Regions from separate parts of the Homo sapiens genome. Here region 1 is linked to region 2. A link is an interaction called in ENCODE POLR2A ChIA-PET data of the cell type or tissue named here. Cell type or tissue: B cell. All regions are shown on one strand. Each heading gives the region's core, and the rest is flanking DNA. Links, peaks and the distances in the headings are about the cores only. Region 1 overlaps UNKL (unk like zinc finger). Region 2 holds the start of LOC101929566 (a long non-coding RNA gene).

The links. ChIA-PET counts read pairs that join two places held together with the same protein. Peaks named below come from ENCODE experiments on the same cell type or tissue, not always from the same donor. Only the 100,000 strongest peaks of a DNase experiment are listed, where the experiment ranks them.
Region 1: POLR2A ChIA-PET joins it to region 2 with 10 read pairs; 1 of 35 experiments calls an interaction of 5 or more read pairs at or near these places.

The regions. Positions count from the first base shown.
Region 1 is chr16:1,377,040-1,382,404 of GRCh38, reverse strand. The region is part of intron 10 of UNKL (unk like zinc finger); the gene reads left to right. Among named protein-coding and RNA genes, the nearest start is that of GNPTG, 28 kb to the right of the region's middle. RefSeq lists silencers at 2,633-2,772, 2,803-2,882, 2,923-2,972, 3,043-3,112. In B cell, for the core only: no CTCF peak of the experiment used is centred there; DNase peaks (open chromatin) are centred at 2,984 and 3,194; H3K4me3 peaks cover 1,074 bases; H3K27ac peaks cover 359 bases.
Region 2 is chr16:2,865,587-2,870,951 of GRCh38, reverse strand. It overlaps LOC101929566 (a long non-coding RNA gene), which reads left to right and starts at 2,748. Exons shown (of 3, transcript NR_188573.1): 1 at 2,748-2,860; 2 at 3,423-3,491; 3 at 4,096-4,604. RefSeq lists enhancers at 2,465-2,534, 2,545-2,724, 2,825-2,944. In B cell, for the core only: CTCF peaks have their summits at 2,190 and 2,399 (motif pointing right); a DNase peak (open chromatin) is centred at 2,401; H3K4me3 peaks cover 1,355 bases; H3K27ac peaks cover 859 bases.

The DNA of each region.
Region 1 (5,365 bases), core at 197-5,196, 1.5 Mb after region 2:
GTATGGGGCTGCCCTGCCCAGGGAAGGGCTCCTCATTTCTGCCTTGCCATGGAGGGCTCACCTGGTTTCAGGACAGGACTCAAACTTCCGCCCTCCGGCCTGTTTTGGAAGTCATCTTCTCTCGGAGCCTCTATGGAGGAGGAAGCATGTGGTGTGGGATGTCTCCTGTTAGGGCTTCACCGTAAAGGGTAGGTTTTTAAAACTGTGAATACTCCATGGGTGGGAGTGCTGTGTGCTGTGTTAAGCTTTCTCTCAGGCAGAAACAAGCCCACATGTGTTTTCAGTTTGAAACTAGGGCGTACATGTTGTTCCTCTTGAACAGAGAGGTCTCATGAGTTGAATATGCTGGGGTGCCCACCCCCATCCCATTCCATCCCAGCCCAGGGACAGAGCACTTGGAGATCACCACAGGTGACGGCCTTCCCTGAGTTTGTTTTTGTTCATTTTGGGGTTTTATTTTTTAAGACAGGGTCTTGCCCTGTCACCCAGGCAGGAGTGCAGTGGTACAGTCAGCTCGCTGCAGCCTCCAACTCCTGTGCTCCAGAGATGCTTCTGCATCAGCCTCTCAAGTAGAGCTGAGACCACAGGCAGGCACCACCGGGCCCGGTGAGAACATGCTAGTTTTAATTTGAGATCACTATCATACATGGGTTGCATAATCCAGGGCCCTGGATCTTACTAAATCACACCCTCAAATTCACACATCCCCTTCAGAAACTCAGAGGTCAGGGATGAAGTCTACACAGTGGCTAAAGCTCCATGAGGGTCTGGCCTCTGAGCAGGTTCTTTTTTTTTCTTGCTCTGTTGTGCAGGCTGGAGTGCAATGGCACAATCTTGCCTCACTGCCACCTCTGCCTTCCGGGTTCAAGCGATTCTCCCTCCTCAGCCTCCGGAGTAGCTGGGATTACAGGTGTGTGCCATCATGCCCGGCTAATTTTTGTATTTTTAATAGAGACGGGGTTTTGCCATGTTGGCCAGGCTGGTCTCAAACTCCTGACCTCAGGTGATCCGCCCACCTCAGCCTCCCAAGATGCTGGGATTACAGGCGTGAGCCACCACACCCGGTCACTTATTTTTTTCTTTTAAACAAATAAGCACACATTCTTTTTAAATAAAGTTTCTCTTCCCCAACCTAAAAGTAGTAATGCTAGAATTTGAGCATAGCAGAAAAATATTTAGGAAAATTAAATCCCAAACAAGAGAGACCATCTTGGACTGTGCTCACTCGGGTGGAAAGTCGACCCAGGTGCCTGTGTGCTTGACAGAGGCGTGGCTGCATCCGCGTAGCTGACCTTCAGATGGACTGGAGTTAGCACATTTGTAGTCATTTTTCCAACCATTCTTTCGTATCTGAGGTACGTTTTTGACCTGTTTTAGTATGTCACTCGCGATCTTGAAGCACACTCTTTCATTTACTTAAATATTTCCTGAGCCGTGAGCAGTGGCTCACGCCTGTAATCCCAGCACTTTGGGAGGCCAGGGCGGGTGGATCACCTGAGGTCAGGAGTTCAAGACTAGCCTGACCAACATGGTGAAACCCCATCTCTACCAAAAATACAAAAATTAGCTGGGTGTGGTGGCTTGCTCCTGTAATCCCAGCTACTCAGGTGGTTGAGGCACGAGAATTGCTTGGACCGCAAAGGCGGAGGTTGTAGTGAGCTGAGATCGTGCCACTGCACTCCAGCCTGGGTGACAGAGCGAGACTTGTTCTCAAAAAAAAAAAAAAAAAAATCCTGAACCAGCTACTCAGAGGTGAAGAGATGGATTTTTTTTTTTTTTCAGGATCGACACTGCCTTAGTTAGAGGCAATGTATTGTTGCTGCTGCTGCGGCTGAAATTGTGAGCTTTGCCACCCAGTGCCAGCCTCACTTTTTTCCTCTGTCCATGTCTGAGACATCGCTGTAAAGTTACATCCCTGCACTAGCCACAGGCACTGGAGGCAGTGTCCTGCCCGCTGACCCCAGGGCACTCCTGCGCCCCAGGCTCAGGGACTCCCTGCCCATGGCTCCCGGGACTGTCTGGCCCCAGGTGTAGGCCCGCCTGGCTGCGTGTGTATTTTATTAGCTGTTGTAGAGGGTTTTGGACAAAGCTGGTGTGTAGACTGGGTCGTTTTTTCCTTGTGTTAATAGTACAGTTTCCTTCAGGTTGTAGGTGTACTGTGACTGGAGCACGGAATAGAAGAAATGAGCGGATTCTGTATTTAAGGGATTTTTAGTGGGATCATTTCAGACCCATCTGATAGGTTCCATTTTCCTTCATCTTACACTTCATAGGAACAGGTTTCAGATTAAGAGAGACCTGCGAGCTCCGTACCCCGCGTTTAGATGGGGCTGGGCAGGCACGCGGACTTGGGAGGGAGGAGGGTCCTGCAGGGCAGGCAGCGGCCCCAGCTCACGCCGCCCCGCCCCGCGAGCGCCCCTGTTGGGTCGACCGTGTTTCACCTGAGTCCGCCCGGAGCAGCTGCAGGTGCAGGTGGGCAGGGCAGGAGGAGCCGGGCAGCGGGGCAGCTCTGGGGCTTTCTGCCTGAAGACCTCTGGCCCCCGCTGCCCGCGCCCACTTGCCCGCCCAGCTCGTAGCCAGGAGCCGCGGGGACCGGGTGCGCCCGAGTCGGGGGGAAGGTTGGGGGAGGGCAGCGCGGGGGGCGTGGCCAGTGCGACGGGGGCGGGGCCGAGTCACGTTGCGGGGCGGGGCCAGCGCGGAGGGGGCGGGGCGCGGGCCGGGTTTGAATCCCCGGCGGCGGCGCGGGGCGGCCGCGGACCGTGAGTCAGCATTGGCGGCGGCCCCAGCGCGTGGCAGCCGTGCGCCGCCAAGGTGCGGGTCTCGTTACTCGGCGGTCAGGAGCGGGCCCTCCCTTAGGTGCGCCCCCCGCCAGGTGCGTCCCCCGCGTCACGGAGCCGGGTGTGACAGCCGCGGGGTGGGCCCGGGCTTCTCAGAGGCCCGGAGCGAGGCGAAGGCGTCGCCTTCTCGGAACCTGCCTCTGCCGGGCGCTCGCCGCTTCCCAGCGCGGGCTCGGGCCGCCTGCGTCCCCTAGCTAGGCGGGGTCGGTGCCCCGAGGGAGGGCAGGGGAGCGGGGCAGGAGAGCGGAGCGGAGCGGGGCAGGAGAGGGCAGGGGAACGGGGCGGGGGAGGGCCGACCCCTGCGTCCTGGCCTGGCCCGCCTGCACTCAGCCCGCGTGGTACGGGAATTTCCCTGGCGTCGGCGGCTCCCCCGCCCTGTCCTGAGTTCCGAGCAGTCTGTAGCTTGTCCTCGCGTGTCCCTGACCCCGGGGGACCGCGGCGCCTTGAATGTGCTGTGTCACGGCAGAGCCGGGCTGTGTCGCGGTGACTCAGCGGGGCCGGTGGTTTCCTAACGCCCGGGGCTGAGGCAGCCTGGCCTGACCCAGCTGTACTCGCTTAGGTGACCAGCCTCACCTAGATTTTGCCTCTGCACAAGGGTCAGCTCTTTCTTTGAGAATGTTTCAGAAGATCTGGGTCTAACCTTGAAACAGTGAGGTGAGGTGGGGGAGAAGCTGCGGGTGAGAAAGTGGGCCAGGACGGTGCAGCAGCCGTCTCCCCCCTTGATTTCTGGGAGTGAGCCCTAGATAGCACCCTAGGGGTGGTGGAGCCTCCAGGACCCTCTCCGGTGCTCTCTTTGGATGAGGGGCACTTGGCTTTGAAGCGGGGCCGGAGTCTCTCGGGGGCACCCACACGCTCCCTGAACGTCCCCTCTCCAGGCAGCTTCCCGGGCTTCAGCACAGGTGACTTGGCTGAGGTAGGTGGTGGCTGACGCCCTCTGAGTTGAGTGCGAGCCGTAGTTTGTCGGGTGAGCATTGAAGGCAGCTTAGCCCCTCCACATGCTGCGCACTCTGCAGCTGGTGGGTGAAGCTTCTGCCGACTTAGCACGGAGCCTGGTGGGATCACCCCACTCCAAGGGGAGAAAAGGCGCCTCCGTTCCTGTCCCCCAACTTCTTTGCGTCTTTGATTTTCATGAGGAGTTTCTGGATCTCTGCCAGGTGTGAGGGGCGGTGAGCTCTGAAGGGGCTGCCATATCCTGATCCTGGGACTTGGGTGCAGAGGGCAGGTCCAGGTTCCCGAGCCTGGCTGACCTGACTATGGGCAAACCGCTTGGCCCTGCCCGTCATCAAGCCCCCGTATGGGAGCATGAGGGGGCTGTGGGCAGGCCTGCGGGTTGGGGGGTCGGTGCCTGTCCTCAGTGAGTCTGTCCAGGGCCCTGACATGGTTCAGGCTGACACCTGCAAGGATGTAGTGGGGGGCATTCCATGCAGGGCTTGGAGGCCGAGCAGCTTTCTGGGGACTGGTGTGGCTGATCTTACTGAATGGAAGGCACAGCCAGGCTGAGCCTGCAGTGGCACAGCAGGTTAGGAGCCCGGCAAAGGACCCATTGGGAAGCGGTGACCGGCACGCGCAAGGGCACAAGCTTCCTCCTTTCTTGCAGGTCAGGATTCAGGATGCAATGAGGCTTTTCTTGGTAGGAAGGTTACTATTGCAATGCATGAAGGCAGGCTGGGCATGGGCCTCAGGGGGTGTGGGTTGAGCGAGCAGCCCATGAGGAAGGGATCCTGCAGTGCCAGCTTCCAGCAGCCCCTGCACACGTGGTGTCTGGGAAGGGCCTGCAGTGGGGCCATGGGAACAAGCAAGGGATCCTTTGCCAGGGAGGAGGAAGGGCTTTGGCCCCTGCTGGACATCTGGGCTCGGGGCTGCAGAGCCACTGTGTTGGGCGGGTCCAGGCCACAGGAGAGGCTGCCAGCCCTCAGGGAGGAGGGTGGGCCTGGGAGGGAAGCTGGTGCCTATGACAAGAGGCAGTTCAGGGCACAGGCGCAGGGCTGGAGGGAAGGGCCCGGGGCAGCGGTGGGCAGAGTGAGTGGTGAGGAGGCCCCAGAAAACAGCTGCAGGGGGAGTGGAGGCAGAGGGGGGGTCTCCTTTCTGAGGGAGGACTCAGGGAGGGAGGGCTGTGCACAGCAGGGGCCAGATCTGTTGATACAGAGTCCTGAGGGGCCTGGGGAGGACGGGCAGGACCAACAGGGGCATCTGCAGGTGGGCCCCCATGTCCTGGGTTGAATTGTGTCCCCTGAAAGTTGCATTTGAGGCTGGGCATGGTGGCTTGCACCTGTAATCCCAGCACTTTGGGAGATGAGGCAAGCAGATCACCTGAGGTGGGGAGTTCATGACCAGCCTGACCAACATAGAGAAAACCTGTCTCTACTAAAAATGCAAAATTAGCTGGGGGTGGTGGAGGGCACCTGTAGTCCCAGCTGCTCAGGAGGCTGAGGCAGGAGAATAGCTTGAACCTGGGAGGCGGAGGTTGCAGTGAGCTGAGATCGCGCCATTGCACTCCAGCCTGGGTGACAGAGCAAGACTCTATCTCG
Region 2 (5,365 bases), core at 87-5,086:
TTCCCAGCTACTCGGGAGGCTGAGGCAAGAGGATGGCTTGATCCCTGGAGTTCAAGGGTGTGGTGCACTATGGTCACGTCTGTGAATAACCACTGCACTTCAGCATGGATAATATAATGATACCCTGCCTCAAAAAAAACCTGAGGGATTCACTGTGAGTCAAGGCATCCAGCTATATGCTAAAGTTGAGCAAATTTTACAAAATGCTGAGAGAGAAAAGAGATAAAAGGATAGACAGACAGACATGCTTGAATGGAGCTTTGGGGATAAAGGACATTGTGGGCCAGATATACAGCCACCAACCTTCGGCCACGCTGCGGAATCAGGATTCATTCTTGGCTAGATTGCAGAGACAGGGCAGGAGACACAGCTGAAGAGCTGGTTCGCTGGAGACAAGAGAGCTCAAGCCTGGAGAACAGTAAAGAACCTCCCCTGCCAGGCGCAGTGGCTGACACCTGTAATCCCAGCACTTTGGGAGGCCGAGGAGGGCGGATCACGAGGTCAGGAGATCGAGACCATCCTGGCTAACACAGTGAAACCCTGTCTCTACTAAAAATACAAAAAATTAGCTGGGCGTGGTAGCATGTGCCTGTAGTCCCAACTACTCAGGAGGCTGAGGTAAGAGAAGTGCTTGAACCCAGGAGGCTGAGATCGCACCACTGCACTCCAGCCTGGGTGACAGAGCGAGACCCCGTCTCAAAAATGCTCAGTCTGCAGTGAGAAACTCTAACCCTCTCCAGCTTCATCTCCCATCAGTCTCCTGCGGTTTTTCCTTTCCAGGCTTTGCCTAGGCAGTTTTCACATGCTGTCATCTCCTGTCTTCCCTTTTTTGACAGCGTCCCTCTGACTGTAAGCCCTACGAGTTCTGGGTTGGCTCACTGCTTCCTTGCCTCCTTCAGGCAGAGTGAGTTGCTCTCCAGGACTTCAACCTGCCTTCTCCCCCAGTGTGTACATCACAGTCACAGTGATTGTCTGTTTACTATCTCCTGCCTCAGAAGACTGAGCTCCTGGAGCCAAGGATCGCGGCTTAAGCTCACCCCTGCAGCCCCATCTCTCTCTACACAGGCCTAACACACGGTCAGTGTGGAACAAAGTCTTGGTCTCCCTGCTGCTGGTTGTTCCTCTCCTCAACCTGTTCCACAAACAGATGGCTGATTCTCATCCTAAAGCAAAGTTGATTTTATCACCCCCAACTCAAAATCCTTCCCTGGCTGACTTTCGCTTTTGAAACGCTTTCAATTGTTAGCATTCAGGCCTTGCACGTGGTGCACCAAGGGCTGTTAGGATAATTGGAGAGAAAAGGTTGAGGTAAGAGTCCCGGTGAGGGTCAAGGTTAGGCAAACTGATAAGTAAATTGAGAGCCCAGCGAAGCACATAATTTCCTCTCTCCTGCTCTTCCTCAAACACTCATGGAGCACCATGTGTCAGTTTCTGCGCTGAATCTTAATAAAGCAGAAAATGATTATGTTCCTATGCTGACCCCAAAAAGACACGGACCTTGTTCTGTCTCTCCACGTTGGCTATTGTCTGACTCCAGTGGTATGCTGCTGAATGTTTAACAACTGACTTTCTGGGAAGAAAAAAAAAAAGCCCTGATTTCTACAGTTTACCAATTTCTATGGTGTAAATATTCCCACCATAGCCGATTTCAAGTCTCCAATATGATGTCATTGAACATAGAGTTGGAAAGAAACGTGCAATAGCACACTATTATATAGTATTCCCACCATACAGATAAGATGGATGTAAATCACTCCAAGAACACAGATAGTAGTAAAACAGCAAAACAATTAACCAGTGATACATTTTGAGTGTTTTCTTTCTTCATTTGTTTATTTATTATTTTTTGGACAGTAAGTCGTTCTGTCTCCCAGGCTGGAGTGCAGTGGCATGATCTCAGATCACTGCAACCTCCACCTCCAGGTTCAAGCGATTCTCCTGCCTCAGCCTCCCAAGTAGCTGGGATTACAGGTGCGCGCCACCACGCCCAGCTAATTTTTGTACTTTTAGTGGAGATGGGGTTTCACCATGTTGCCCAGGTTGGTCTTGAACTCCTGACCTCAGGTGATCCACCCGCCTCGGCCTCCCAAAGTGCTGGGATTGCAGGCGTGAGCCACCGCGCAGGCGTCTACCTTTGTTTTTAATATAATGTATTTAATTGTAGGCTCATAAAATTTATTTTTTAACAATGACGTCAAAAAATGTATTTAACATCCAGCTTGCAAAACGTCTGAAAACTTAACCATGCGCTCATGCGCACTGTCTTCAAATGCGGTTTTTGACGGTGCCCATTTTACTTCGTCATGTTTGGGGCTTTTAGTGGTCGGGACACGCAAAGCCAGGAAGAGAAACGAGGCCAACGGGAGGAGCAAAGCCGGGCTCCAGTCCCTCACGCGGCCACCGGGGGGCGACAGACACAGGCCAATGAGCAGCTGGGGATCTGAGGCCCCCGGGCTCGGCCGCTGGGTCTCTTCTCCGCCCACAAGGAGGACTGAGACGCTTTTCCTGATATTTTGGGCGTGGCCCGTCACCGGCACCGTGGCAGGGGTCTGGGGCGCTGAGGGGCCGCTCCCCACCCGGACTTAGGTCCCTGGTATTGAAAACCAGCGCTGTCCATCCGCAGTGCCCCAAGTGTCCCCGGACACCAAGCTGGCTCACTCTGGCGGCCGCCATAACCCCTGCCCGGCAGCCTCTGCGGCCGGAAGTTGGCTCGGCCGGTGTTCGGGGCATCCCTCGGGCAGTTAACCGCACTTCCGCTGGCTGGGTATCCGCGGCAAGTTCAGATCATTAGTTGGCTGGAGTTAATTAACCACCAGACAATTAGCTTATCTTTTTCCCGATCCTAAGACCAGCTGGATTGGTGAGGAGGAACTAGAGACAACAGCTTCCTTCTGAGTCACCTTGAGGCAGCAGCCACTGGGGAAATGCAGGGAAGGACACTACCCAGGCTTCCTGGAGGGGTTGGCCCCAGGGCATGCCCTGCTTGGGCGGAAAAGCTTGGAGTTTAGATGAGGAAGCCTGAATTCTCCTCTAGACCTCCTGCCAACTCTTTGCCTGACCTTGGGCAAAACATTTAACTCTCTTCTGGGCCTTGGTTTCTTTAGCAAACACTGACGCCTGCTTCTCCGGCTCGCCCCCGCGCCCCACTCCCCCCACCGCTTTTTAAATGTTTATTATTTTTTTAATCATGGTTTTATTAGGTTGGTGCAAAAGTAACTGCGGTTTTTATCATTACTTTCAATGGCATAATAGAATGGGACTCTATTTGCTGCCAGATTGGGAATTCTAAGGGTATAAATATGTATTAATAAATATTATGACCTTTAAAATTTTAAAACAAATGCAAAACCTGCAGCATTTTTCGGGAATTGATTCTCTGTACATAAAAATGAGATTAGTCAATCCTTTTGGTGTCTGTTTAGCATACAATGAGTACATCCAGATAGTTAAGACCCTTGGAATCAAGATTAAGAGAACCATCAATTAAGGAGGTATGGTTGGTTAATTCTATACTTATTTTGAAAATAAGTTAGTTGGCCGGGCGCGGTGGCTCACGCCTGTAATCCCAGCACTTTGGGAGGCCAAGGTGGGTGGATCATGAGGTCAGGAGATCGAGACCATCCTGGCTAACACAGTGAAACCCCGTCTTTACTAAAAATACAAAAAATTAGCCGGGCGTGGTGGCGGGCGCTGTAGTCCCAGCTACTCAGGAGGCTGAGGCAGGAGAATGGCGTGAACCTGGGAGGCGGAGCCTGCAGTGAGCGGAGATCGCGCCACTGCACTCCAACCTGGGCGACAGAGCGAGACACTGTCTCAGAAAAATAATAATAATAATAATAAGTATAGTTAATTCTATACTTACTTTGGAAAACACCAGCTATTCAGCACGAATAGCAAAGACACCATGACTACGTTCTACTACTGTGGGACTGTAGTAGAACACTGACGCCTGCTTCTCCGGTACCCCCCCCGCCCCCCCTCCCCCGCCTTTTTAATGTTTTATTATTATTATTTTTTGAGAGTCTCACTCTGACGCCCAGGCTGGAGTGCAGTGGGGCGATCTCAGCTCACTGCTTTCCCCTTTCTTGTTGGCAGGCAGTGCGCACCTCTCCAGGGAAATTTACTCCAGTGCTTCATCCTACCTCATTGGACACAGCCGACCGTGTTGGTCCTGGTTCCCTCTTCAAATGCTGGCTCCTGGAAATAGCATCAAAGCAAGCAGCTGATAAGACAAAACTGGGTTGTTGCTTATGCTAAGGGGAAGCACCACCTTGAAAGAGTCATTGTAGAGTGGAGGTCGGGAGGGCAAAGTTGAGATACTGAGGTTTTGGGGTTTGGTTTAAGGCAGGTCCTTTGATGTCGGACTTAATCAGGGCTGGGTAAGGATCATGTTATAATAGTTTAGGATTGTTGGTCACAGTTTTGTATTGGTGGTCACAGTGAAGTGAGGGCTTCAAAGACTCTTGGAGCTTTCTTTGATGCTCCCTGTTGAAGAGCTGTGTGGTTTTATTAATGGATTTTCCTGAACTCAAGGAGTAAGGTTATTTGCAACTTTTGTGTTTCTGGGCAAGCATTTCCTGGAATAATAAAGTCACAATAATAGAGTCATGTTATTTTGCTTCAGCAATTGTGAGTCGGAGTACTCTGCTATTTGTATCCAGAGGCACCCTGTTATGGTTTCCTTGTGTGTAAAATGGGGATTATACTGCAGAGAGAAGGGGAGGAGCTGGGCATGCTTTGAGAAGACCAAAGTTTCAACGTATTGTAGGCTTTTGGTATTACAGCAATGTAGGGCTTACAAAAATGTCTGAGTCCTGGAAAATTATCCTTACTCTGAAATAGGAAATGGAGTTGCCAAGTTGAATTACATAGTTGTTTGTTAAATGTCTCCTAGACATAATTATGTCCACTGGTCCAGTGCAACTCAGAGCACACGGTTGTGGGTCCATTGCATTTATTCTGCAGAGGGAGGTGCATGCTCATGTGTTCGAAGCCATGTGATGGGGGCTTCAAAGCTGAGAATGCTCCAGGCTTATCAAGGTCTTAAAATGGCCCTGTGACTGGCCTTTCTACTTCCTTTCTGCTTGAGTCCTGGCCTTTCTACTTCCTAGCCATGTGAATTGGGATCAACTCCTCCCTCTCTGAGCCAATTTCCTCATGTGTACAGTGGGGAAGACAATGCTTGGGGCAGAATAAGAAGGGTGAAGCGAGGTGGTGTGTTGAGTATAGTAGCAAACAGTTTTTGGAACTGAGGCCCAGATGATCCCGGGGTGGCTTCAGCCCTGCAAACTGTGGATCTGGTACAATGTACCCTGAGAGAGACCATGGACCTATAGATAGCAAGTCTGTAAAGGCTCACAGTTAA